Regions from separate parts of the Homo sapiens genome. Here all the other regions are linked to region 2. Evidence: chromatin contacts called from ENCODE Hi-C or POLR2A ChIA-PET data. All regions are on one chromosome and are shown on one strand. Each heading gives the region's core, a stretch centred on a gene start or an enhancer-like site at or near the end of the contact. The rest is flanking DNA. Distances are from core to core; before and after follow the strand shown. Region 1 has its middle 870 kb from the start of TFAP2A-AS2. Region 2 has its middle 370 kb from the start of TFAP2A-AS2. Region 3 has its middle 88 kb from the start of TFAP2A-AS2.

The links. A loop is a pair of places that touch in the nucleus more often than their neighbours do. ChIA-PET counts read pairs that join two places held with the same protein, here RNA polymerase II (POLR2A). Pooled maps may share reads with other maps.
Region 1: a loop to region 2 is called in a map with no recorded cell type, with 2.3 times the contacts of the local background. The contact joins two enhancer-like sites. A Hi-C loop is called at or near these places in 2 of 37 single-sample maps with no recorded cell type and 6 of 50 pooled maps.
Region 3: a loop to region 2 is called in a map of Calu3, with 3 times the contacts of the local background. The contact joins two enhancer-like sites. A Hi-C loop is called at or near these places in 1 of 168 maps with a recorded cell type or tissue (Calu3) and 1 of 50 pooled maps. POLR2A ChIA-PET finds 5 or more read pairs at or near these places in 3 of 52 experiments (Caco-2, H1 and PC-3).

The regions. Positions count from the first base shown.
Region 1 is chr6:9,531,094-9,534,220 of GRCh38, reverse strand. No RefSeq gene overlaps it. Among named protein-coding and RNA genes, the nearest start is that of TFAP2A-AS2, 870 kb to the left of the region's middle. Within about 2 kb of position 1,445, at least 2 of the 41 ENCODE cell types and tissues checked have a DNase peak (open chromatin) inside an H3K27ac peak, as active enhancers do.
Region 2 is chr6:10,031,784-10,034,715 of GRCh38, reverse strand. It overlaps the pseudogene OFCC1. Among named protein-coding and RNA genes, the nearest start is that of TFAP2A-AS2, 370 kb to the left of the region's middle. Within about 2 kb of position 1,380, at least 3 of the 41 ENCODE cell types and tissues checked have a DNase peak (open chromatin) inside an H3K27ac peak, as active enhancers do.
Region 3 is chr6:10,314,841-10,317,987 of GRCh38, reverse strand. No RefSeq gene overlaps it. Among named protein-coding and RNA genes, the nearest start is that of TFAP2A-AS2, 88 kb to the left of the region's middle. RefSeq lists an enhancer at 2,305-3,026. Within about 2 kb of position 1,512, at least 5 of the 41 ENCODE cell types and tissues checked have a DNase peak (open chromatin) inside an H3K27ac peak, as active enhancers do.

The DNA of each region.
Region 1 (3,127 bases), core at 196-2,695, 500 kb after region 2:
GAACATCATCTTTGCTTCTTACCATTGAAACTATGAGGATAAGATGAGGTAACACAAATGAGGTAAATGACCCTTGAACAACCATACAGTAATCCCTGCAAGAACTGGGAGCAGAAACAAGACCCGAATCCTAAAGGAACGGACGTAGAAAGCAAGGACTGAGAAAAGTGACGAGTTACTGAAACTCAACATTTGACCCTATGCCAGAACCTCACTATGCCTGGTTCGAGGCTGCCTGCTTCCCTGATGCATTTGCTCAGCTGTCTAAACCTCTCAGCCAGTTTCTTTCCTTAGAATATCTTGACTCCGCATCCTCCACATTTTGAAACCTCCACAACTTAGTAATTGTCAAGACCCACAAGTCTGACCTTTAAACGTTAATTTCCAATGCCATCTTTTTTCTACATTGAACTCAAAAAAGGTTAAAGGGAAGCAATGGGTTCAATAATTTTGCTAAACTGTAACTATGAAAATGGCACACTTGTTAAAATTATTATGTACTATGGTGCAAAATCTACCATGCCTACTTTTGTTTTTTGATATTGATGACATAAAATAGATTTACTTTTTAGAAGAGGCAAAATCACTTACTAGCTAGAAGTATATTCTCTAAAGCCAGCTTGTCCATGTTTAAATCTCAGATCTACTACTTGCTAGCTGAGTGACCTGGAACAAATAATTCAACCTCCCTTTGCAACTGTTTCCTCACCTGTAAAATGGGATAATACTGTCTACCTCATAGAGTTCTTGGAAAGAATGAATGAGGTAATTCACATAAAACTGTCAGAACAATGCCTGCCACATAATAAATGTTCAATAAATGTTGGCTGTTATTGTATCCAGCACTGGGGTCACAGCAAGTCACCTTGTTGGCACTCAATAAAATCTGTGGTTGAAAGGAATGATTGACTCAAATGAGTAGCAAATAATGACATAACACTTCATATAAGTTCATTTTAATAAAATTATCCCTGGAGAAGCATACCTAAAAGCAAACTCAGGCATTAGTGGACATGAAAAAGATATACGTGAGAATTACAATATTCAACAGCAAACATTTTTTAACAGGAATAGGGGTAAGTTTCTGTCTGAGGGCTGTTGCAAAAACTCAAAAAATGCTTTGCCTGTTACAGAGTGATAAATTGTCACAAAGGGAAAACTTCAAGGAGTCAGAGAGCATTTAAAGCATTGAGTCATGAGAGCTCCTTCCAAAGAAACAATACCTTCTGCTGTTTTTCACTTGCACTTAAATTATCAAAACAAAGTAGCAATGATGAAACTTATTATTTTAATCAAGCTTGCACATTAAAATCCCACCTCTCATCACTTTAGCCAAATGTCACTGTCGGAGTTGTTTTGATATTCTGCCACCATGTGTGTTGAAATCGTTTTGTGTAAAACTTTACTCTGGAAAACAAAGGTGTGTATATTTGGAAACAACCAACTGGCTTGCTGAGTCATTGGCTTCCATCTCATTATCTGATGTAGATCTAGCTGATGTGTAGCTTCAGTACTGAGGCAGTTGTTGAGAGCATCTGTACTGCTAGGACTATTTTGTAAGAAAGGGTGCAGAAAACAGCCAGTCTCTGAAACTAGCCCCAGCAGGTCAACCCAGATAGGCAGCATTTCATTTTCAAAGGAAGTATTTCCCCCTTTCAACAATGTCTGGGACATTCTGCTGTCAATAATGACTTGACTCCTACATACACGTACTACAAATTGTTCCCCAATGTGGTTGTACCAATTTATTCTTCCACCAGAAGCACATGAGACTTCCATTTTTTCAACACTCTTAGCTTTCTTTTTTCAAAATATTTAACTTTTATCACTTGGATAAAAACACAAGGTATCTCACTTTAATTTGCAACTCCTTTTTGATTAGTGGAATTGATCATGTTTTCATATGTTTAAGATCATTTAGTGTTTCTGTCCTATGAATTGCCTGTTCACATGCTTTGCTCATTTTTATGTTGGATTCTTTCTCTTAGTGATTTATTATATTTCCTTATATATTCTAGATAAGCTTTTCTTTGTGCCCTAGATTGTTTTTGTTCTTTAGTCTGTAGCTACTATTTTTAGTCTCCTTATATTGTCTTTTAAAATACTTTTACTTGACAATGATCTCAAACATACAGAAATGTTTTAAGAATAAAAATAGTACAAAGAACACATCTGCACATTTTACTTAGATTTTTTGTTAATATTTTTACCCTATCTATATGTATAGATGTTTGAATACATATATGGAACATATATGTATATATTTTATATATTTTTAAAATCTTAATTTTAATTTAATAACTTTTCTAGGTTTCTTCTTCATGGCCTGTATTTTAGGGTCCCTAAGAAATTATTCCTTAACCCTTAATTTATTAAGATATTCTTCTATATTTCCTTCTAGGAATGTAAAGCTTTGTCTTTGTACTTAAGCTATAAATCCACACATTTTTGTGCAGGATATGAATTCGAAATCTAATTTTTTTTCCTACAGATTAAAAAGTATTTGCATTACTATTAAATGCATCAGCCATTATCTCCATATTAATTTATAATTTTACTTCTGTCATGGGAGATAGACATCTATATATAAATACACACACACATACACATATATACACAAACCACTGGAACAGAGCAGAGACACACATAAATATATATATATGTACACCTTAGTATATAAGTGCAGTGTACAGTATACTATATATGTATATGTATAAATATAGTATATATGTATGTACTGTGTATATACATGCATGCATATATATGTATATAGAATATATATACACACACATATATATACTATAAACATATATGTATATATGTAAATACATATGTACAGGTGTCTGTTTTCATAGTTTCTGTTCTATCCTTGTTTAGTAATTGAGCTAATAATATAGTACTTGCAAGTATATCTTACTTGTCTTCACAAATTTCTCCCATCTTGCCATTCTCCAGTGGTGTCTTTTTTTTTTTTTTTTTTTTTTTTTTGGCCATTTTCATCTTCTGTCACCATTTTATTTTAAACAGCAGCTTTTTGGTATTTTATTGACTTCAGTTTAATTTAGAGATTAATTTGGGAATTATAACTTCTTTTTTTTCTTTTCAACTTCTATTTTACACTCGAGAG
Region 2 (2,932 bases), core at 131-2,630:
ACCACTGGGCCTGGCCTTGATGATTTTTAATTACATGATTTTTCTTCCAATCTTTGCTTATAGTCATAGGCACATTCTGATGTAGTTGCAACCATAACACAGTTATGCTTGAGAATCCAGTGATGTAATGCCTACAAGATGTAACACACTGTTAATAGACATAATAGCTGGTTTATGTCAAATGGCAGGCACATGGATAAATACTTTACCTGCATTTTAAAATTTAGTCCTCACAATGGCACTGCGGAGTGGATAGAATCATTGTCCTCATTTTCTGTTCAGGAAACTGAAGTGCTGTGAGGTTAAGTAATTTGCCCAAGGTTACCCAGCAGGTAAGATATGAAGCCAGGCAGCTTGAAGCCACAGCTTCCTAATGCTTCTTATGATTGTTAATAAACTAACCCTGATTTTCCACAACAGTATGGGCACTGGGCATAATCTTGAACCTTTTTAAAGTTATTAGGTGAAAAAGGTATCCGTTGCTATCTTAATTTGCCGTTATTACTAATGAACTTTTTTTCTTATTTGTGCATGAATTCTGCTTTTTTACTTTTGTCAATTGTAGGTTTGCAAACATTTTAAGTAACAAATAAAACCTTTGGAAAGATTAGCATGGTTTTATGCAATGTCCCTATATGGATAAGAGAGTTTGTCACTTTATTCCCTCTTCATGGTTCAATTCCATGAGCAGAAGTGAAAACATTCTACCAGAGAGAATTGCAGTCTTATAGTTTTGTATGTCCACAGTGGTTTAAATATCTATACATTTAGCATGAAGAGAGATAGAGAGAGACAAAATACGTGACTTAATTACAATTGCCACAATGAATTCCGAGTTGATACTGCTTCTGCCACTTCAGTTGACCACAATTTTAAGCTTGGCATCGCCTGAAAGCTTGAGGAATGTATTTGCAGTAATTGCCAGGGCACTTCATTGTTCCTCTGTATACATAAACAGGAGGCTGTGATCAGAGTGGTCATGCTTGAGCTGTTATCTGAAATTCACTTTTGCTATAAGGATTGACTAATCTGGTTCCTACTGACAGCGGTTTCCATTTACTGTATTAGCTTTCTCTCACTTCAGTGCCACATAGCTCCAGTTAGGAGAGGAAAGCAAAAATTGTTAAAAGTAGTAGACGTGTTAGTCATCACTTATCAAACAGCGCAAACATCCAGTGTCATTGCAATCACTGTCCTTGTTTTTCTTCGAGTGAAAAGAGAAGTTAAACAATATCCATTTGTCGAGGGCACCATGCCGCTCTGCGATCCACACAGGTTAAATGGTGAGGCTGCCGATTAATGATTCAGTGGGAAATAGTGGATGCCAGGAACTCTTGCAACAGCTCCCCTCCCTCCCCCATGCTCTGCCGCTTTTGCATAGCTTGGCCTTTCTACCCCTCACCCCTGCCCTGTCATTATCTGCAGATGTTATCTGCCCAGCAGATGTTGTAACCTACAGAGACCTCATCGTTCTCACCCTGCTGGGCTCAGCCTTCCCCACCCACTTCTGCACTGGGTCTCAGGTCCCTTTGAAAGGGAGCACTGAGGCAGGAGAGATGGATTGAAATGCAAAACCTGGACTTTATTTGAACATGAGGTATACACTGCAATTTTTTGCAACCACTATTTGATGATAGTTATTTCAACACAGTTAAAAAAGTAAATATTTATCTTATATGTCTTAAGAATTGGATTCCATGCAATAGACCACAAGGAAATTTTTTTTCTACCTTGACTACACCCATGTTTCCTAAAATGAGACATTTTTATGAAAGATGGGGCCGAAAGAACAGTAGTTTTTCAATCCCTCAGTAGTTACCACAATCAAACCATTATTGCAGTTAAGAGATTTTTTTAACGTAAGATTTTTGTGGGATAATAAGTCTGATAGGTGAGAAAATGAGGTAACATTATACTGCACCTATTTAGTATATGACATGGAAAAAATATGAACGTGTTTAGTATCTACTATGAATCAAGTGGTATAAAGCAAAGACCCTAGCCAATGGCAAACAAAAAGCAGTTATTTTACCCCAAACCTAAAGGTAAAAGTTGAGATGCGTAATTTATACAAGTGAAAGGTGGCACTAAAAACATTTTTAAAAAGTAAAATGAAGCTGGGTGGCTCTGAAAAACGAAAGAAAGAAAATCAATTTTTCAGTCTGGGAAAAATATGGATATACCTTTGAGAAGAAAAATATTTTAACGTGATATCTTAGTGAGAATACTAAATTATAAGCTTTAATTTGCCTTACAGCTTTTATTTCTCCATCTAAGTAATTTTGATTGTTTTATATCTTTCTAAATATAGATAAAATAAACCAAGAAGAAAAGTATGTAAGAAACAGAAAATATATATCAAGGCATACTTCACAAAATTCAATGTAAAATGACCTTTCCATGCGTGATTTACCATTCTCTGTTTAAAGTAATCTCTGTCTGGAGAAGGGAAGCCATTGTTGAATTCTTAGGAAAGACGATGGCTCCAGAACTAAACATCACCCACAGTGATAAGAAGTTTCTGCTAGTCGCTCAGCACCTCATCAGTTCTTTCCATTTTTACAGAACGGTGTTCATGGGATGCCTGGGACCAAGGCTGCTTCAGATTCCAGACGCAATCCACCAGGGTTGCTGTAGAGACTGTAATTTGTTCAAAGGAAATCTAAATTAAATTAATCTAAAATACCATTTTCAGGTTTTCTGTTTCTTCCAGGCAGCAGCAAGAGTTTTGCTAAAGGCCCATAAAGTAAAGAGAATTGTTAAATAATATTCCCTTTGATAAAACAAAATTGTTCTTAGAAATGTTTGGAAATATTTATACCATATGTCTCTTAGATAAGATCACAAGTGTTAAGTAACGTGGTAACTTTTAGCAGGTTAACAATCACAGCTTAAATTTCATAAGATTTCTGGGTGACCTTTGTAACCCAGA
Region 3 (3,147 bases), core at 263-2,762, 280 kb before region 2:
AGTAATTTCAACAGCCTGTGACGTGTGCTATGACACAGGCAGCATAGGCTTTGACGGGAGTGCAGAAAAGACGCATCTCACAGGTGTCAGGAACAGGTGTCTGGGGATGGGGGGTGAGTGGTCAGGGGAGACTGAGTTCTCAGCAGAGGTGATATCTAGTTAAACCTAAAGGACAAGTGGGGTTTGGGGAGATCGGCAGGTGGGAGCATTGTGGACTTGTAAACAGTGTCTTACACAAGGAAAAGTTTATATCCGGTGCTACATGGACTATATCTGCTATCAGGACATATCAAGAATAGTATTAAGTATATGAGGCTTGCAAAATTAATCAATATATAAAATCAGCAACTAGGAGTCATCTGACAGTTCCAAAGCATCTGCTTGAGTCCTGAAGATTTCATAGAGCAAGCGCCATGCTTTTTCCTGTCACTGTGCTGACCCTGTGCCAACGCCTACGCAGACCGAATGTGATCAAACAAGATCTTCCAAATAGATTGATCTCACCTTGAAATTCTTCACATGCAATGCAGGTTACACAGGCGGCCTCTGCCTGCCTCCTTCCAGTTGACCCTCTGATCATTTCTATTAGGCAAACCCAGCTGCTTTGACTCAGGCCAGTGGTGGCCCTGGGCCCCTTCCTAGCAATCCTAGAGGTTATTTGCACCAGACACATTTCCAACGGGTCACCTGCCGAAATACCTTTCAGTAAGATAAACTGCACATTAAATAGATATGTCCGGCCAGGTGGGTGGCTCACGCCTGTAATCCCAGCACTTTGGGAGGCGAAGGTGGGGGGATCACCTGAGGTCGAGAGTTCGAGACCAGCCTGACCAAATTGGAGAAACCCCGTCTCCACTAAAAACACACAAAAAATTAGCTGGGCATGGTGGCGTATGCCTGTAATCCTAGCTACTCGGGAGGCTGAGGCAGGAGAATCCCTTGAACCCGGGAGGCAGAGGTTGCGGTGAGCTGCGATTGCGCCATTGCACTTCAGCCTGGGCAACAAGAGCAAAACTCAGTCAAAAAAAAAAAAAAAAAAGATATTTCCTCCTGCCCTGCCTTGATGTGGATTTGGTAGAATAAAATGCAGAAGCTGTGCTTTCTTCCCTCCTTCTTCTGGTGACATTCTTTGTTGTTGCCTCCATAAAAGGTCACCATTGAAAGGACTGAAGAATATGAAAAATGATGTCCTAATCTCTCTCTTGGAAGCACTATAGTCTTAATTTGATGAAAGACAACGAGGAGGAACACAGAAAAGAGGGAGGAACAGGAACCAGAGCAACAGGGCTCTGAATTTAGAAACCTGGCCGTGCTCTTTGGGTCTGACTTGGCCCGAGAATGCAAGCATCAGATAAAAATAACAAGTCACACAGTAGAGGACGGATCTCCGGCTTCTCCTGCGCCCGGGGCCGCACATGCCCAGTGCGTGCCTCTTTGGTCGAGAGGCGCAGAGCAGCCTTCCCAGCAGAAGGCTGGAGTGAGAGAGGGCCTGTGTTTGATGTATGAGCTTTGGCTTGCCGTCGTGAGTCACCCCAGAACTAGCTGCAGGCAAAACAAAAATCTTTTGTGATTAATTAGAAAAACTGGACAATTATGAATTGACTGCACACAGCCAGGGTATGGTAATATAAATAGTAATGACTCCAGCGGAGCCTGATGAGCTCTAGTGTTTATGTGAGATCACTGGAGAAAGGCACATTTTTAACGTGGAATCTGCTGAAATAGGATGATTTCTGATCTCTGATAATTTGAAGATCTTGACCAGGATTCCAGGGGATACCTTCCAGAGGGGTCTAGTTGCCTTTTCCCACCACCCCTCCAAACGTGAGTCTCTGTGCCAAATGGACTATTCTTTCTTTTTTTTAAAAAAATTGAACTCAAACATCCTTTTCAGCAGTTCTGTGAAATTGCTTACATCTTTTGCTAACCCCACTGCCAGGGCATGGAGCTGTTTGCCCTTTTGGGGCATTTGCCTCCACTGTGACACTCTCAGAGGACTTGAACACAAATACCATTTTTATTTGGAGGCACTTGTTGGTTTTTATGTTCAAGGGAAGAAGGAACCACTACGAGTGAGCTGTTTAACCCGGGAAAGGAAAGATCAGCATATTGTAGTGAGTTATTGGATTGATGATTTATTCTGCTTAGGGAGGGTGAAGTAGAAAGATCTCCACAACACACAGTCGAACAAAGCTTTTAAAAACCTTTGGGTGTTAACGCTATATTTCTTGGCATGATTTAATTATGCCACCCAACCTCCCCACCCCATGAGCACATCTTACATAGTGGAACTAGGGAATGATTATTTTTCAAGGAAGTTTACAAAGAAAAATAATTAAACCCTGACAGTGCCTGCAAATGTCAAAATACAGATTTCCTCCAGTGATCATTTCTTTAACCACTGGGGTAAGCAAGTTATCCTTTGTCCTGGGGCAACATTGTGTAGCCAGCAATGGTCACAGACCCAAGAGTCACAAAAGAAAAAAATGTGATCTCGCTGATGCCTCCCCAAGCATCTACTCTGCTTCCATAAAACACCTTTCAAGACCTTTGAAATTTGGTTTCTGCCAGGCAATTAACTCATCTTAACGTGCATTCTACATATCCAAGTGCCTTTTCTGGCCCTCTGTTTGCACTTGCCGGCATCCACATTGTTTTCTATTATTATTCAAGCAGCGCCGCCTCAGTAGTAAACCCATTGACCATTCAATCAGAGCAGTGGCTGCTGTGGATAATTAAAAGTTCCCAACCTCTTACCCCAAGGCCAGGCTAGAGCCAGTCAGAGAGGAGCCAGGTCCCAGCTGCTCAGGGACCAATCGATCAGCTGATTAACCCTTCTTACTGATTGGTTAGAGCTGATTGCATCTCCCGTAAAGAAATCTCTTCTGGCCCTGGGGCACTGGAGGCAACTATACATTCAGGGTGGCTGAGGGAGCGGCTAGCTGCGGCAGTCACTGTCCTCACACAAAGTAAAGGGAGGAAAAGAGAAGAACTCCTAATGCAACATTTTAAAGATTTTATCTCTCCACCACTGTTTTTTCCCCTAGACTGTCTTTATTTCTAGAGAGAGAAGTCTCTGTCTGAGATTCAGGAATGGCAGAAAAGATATTTGGTATGGCAGTTGCTGCTATGTAGCCCGTGAAACGG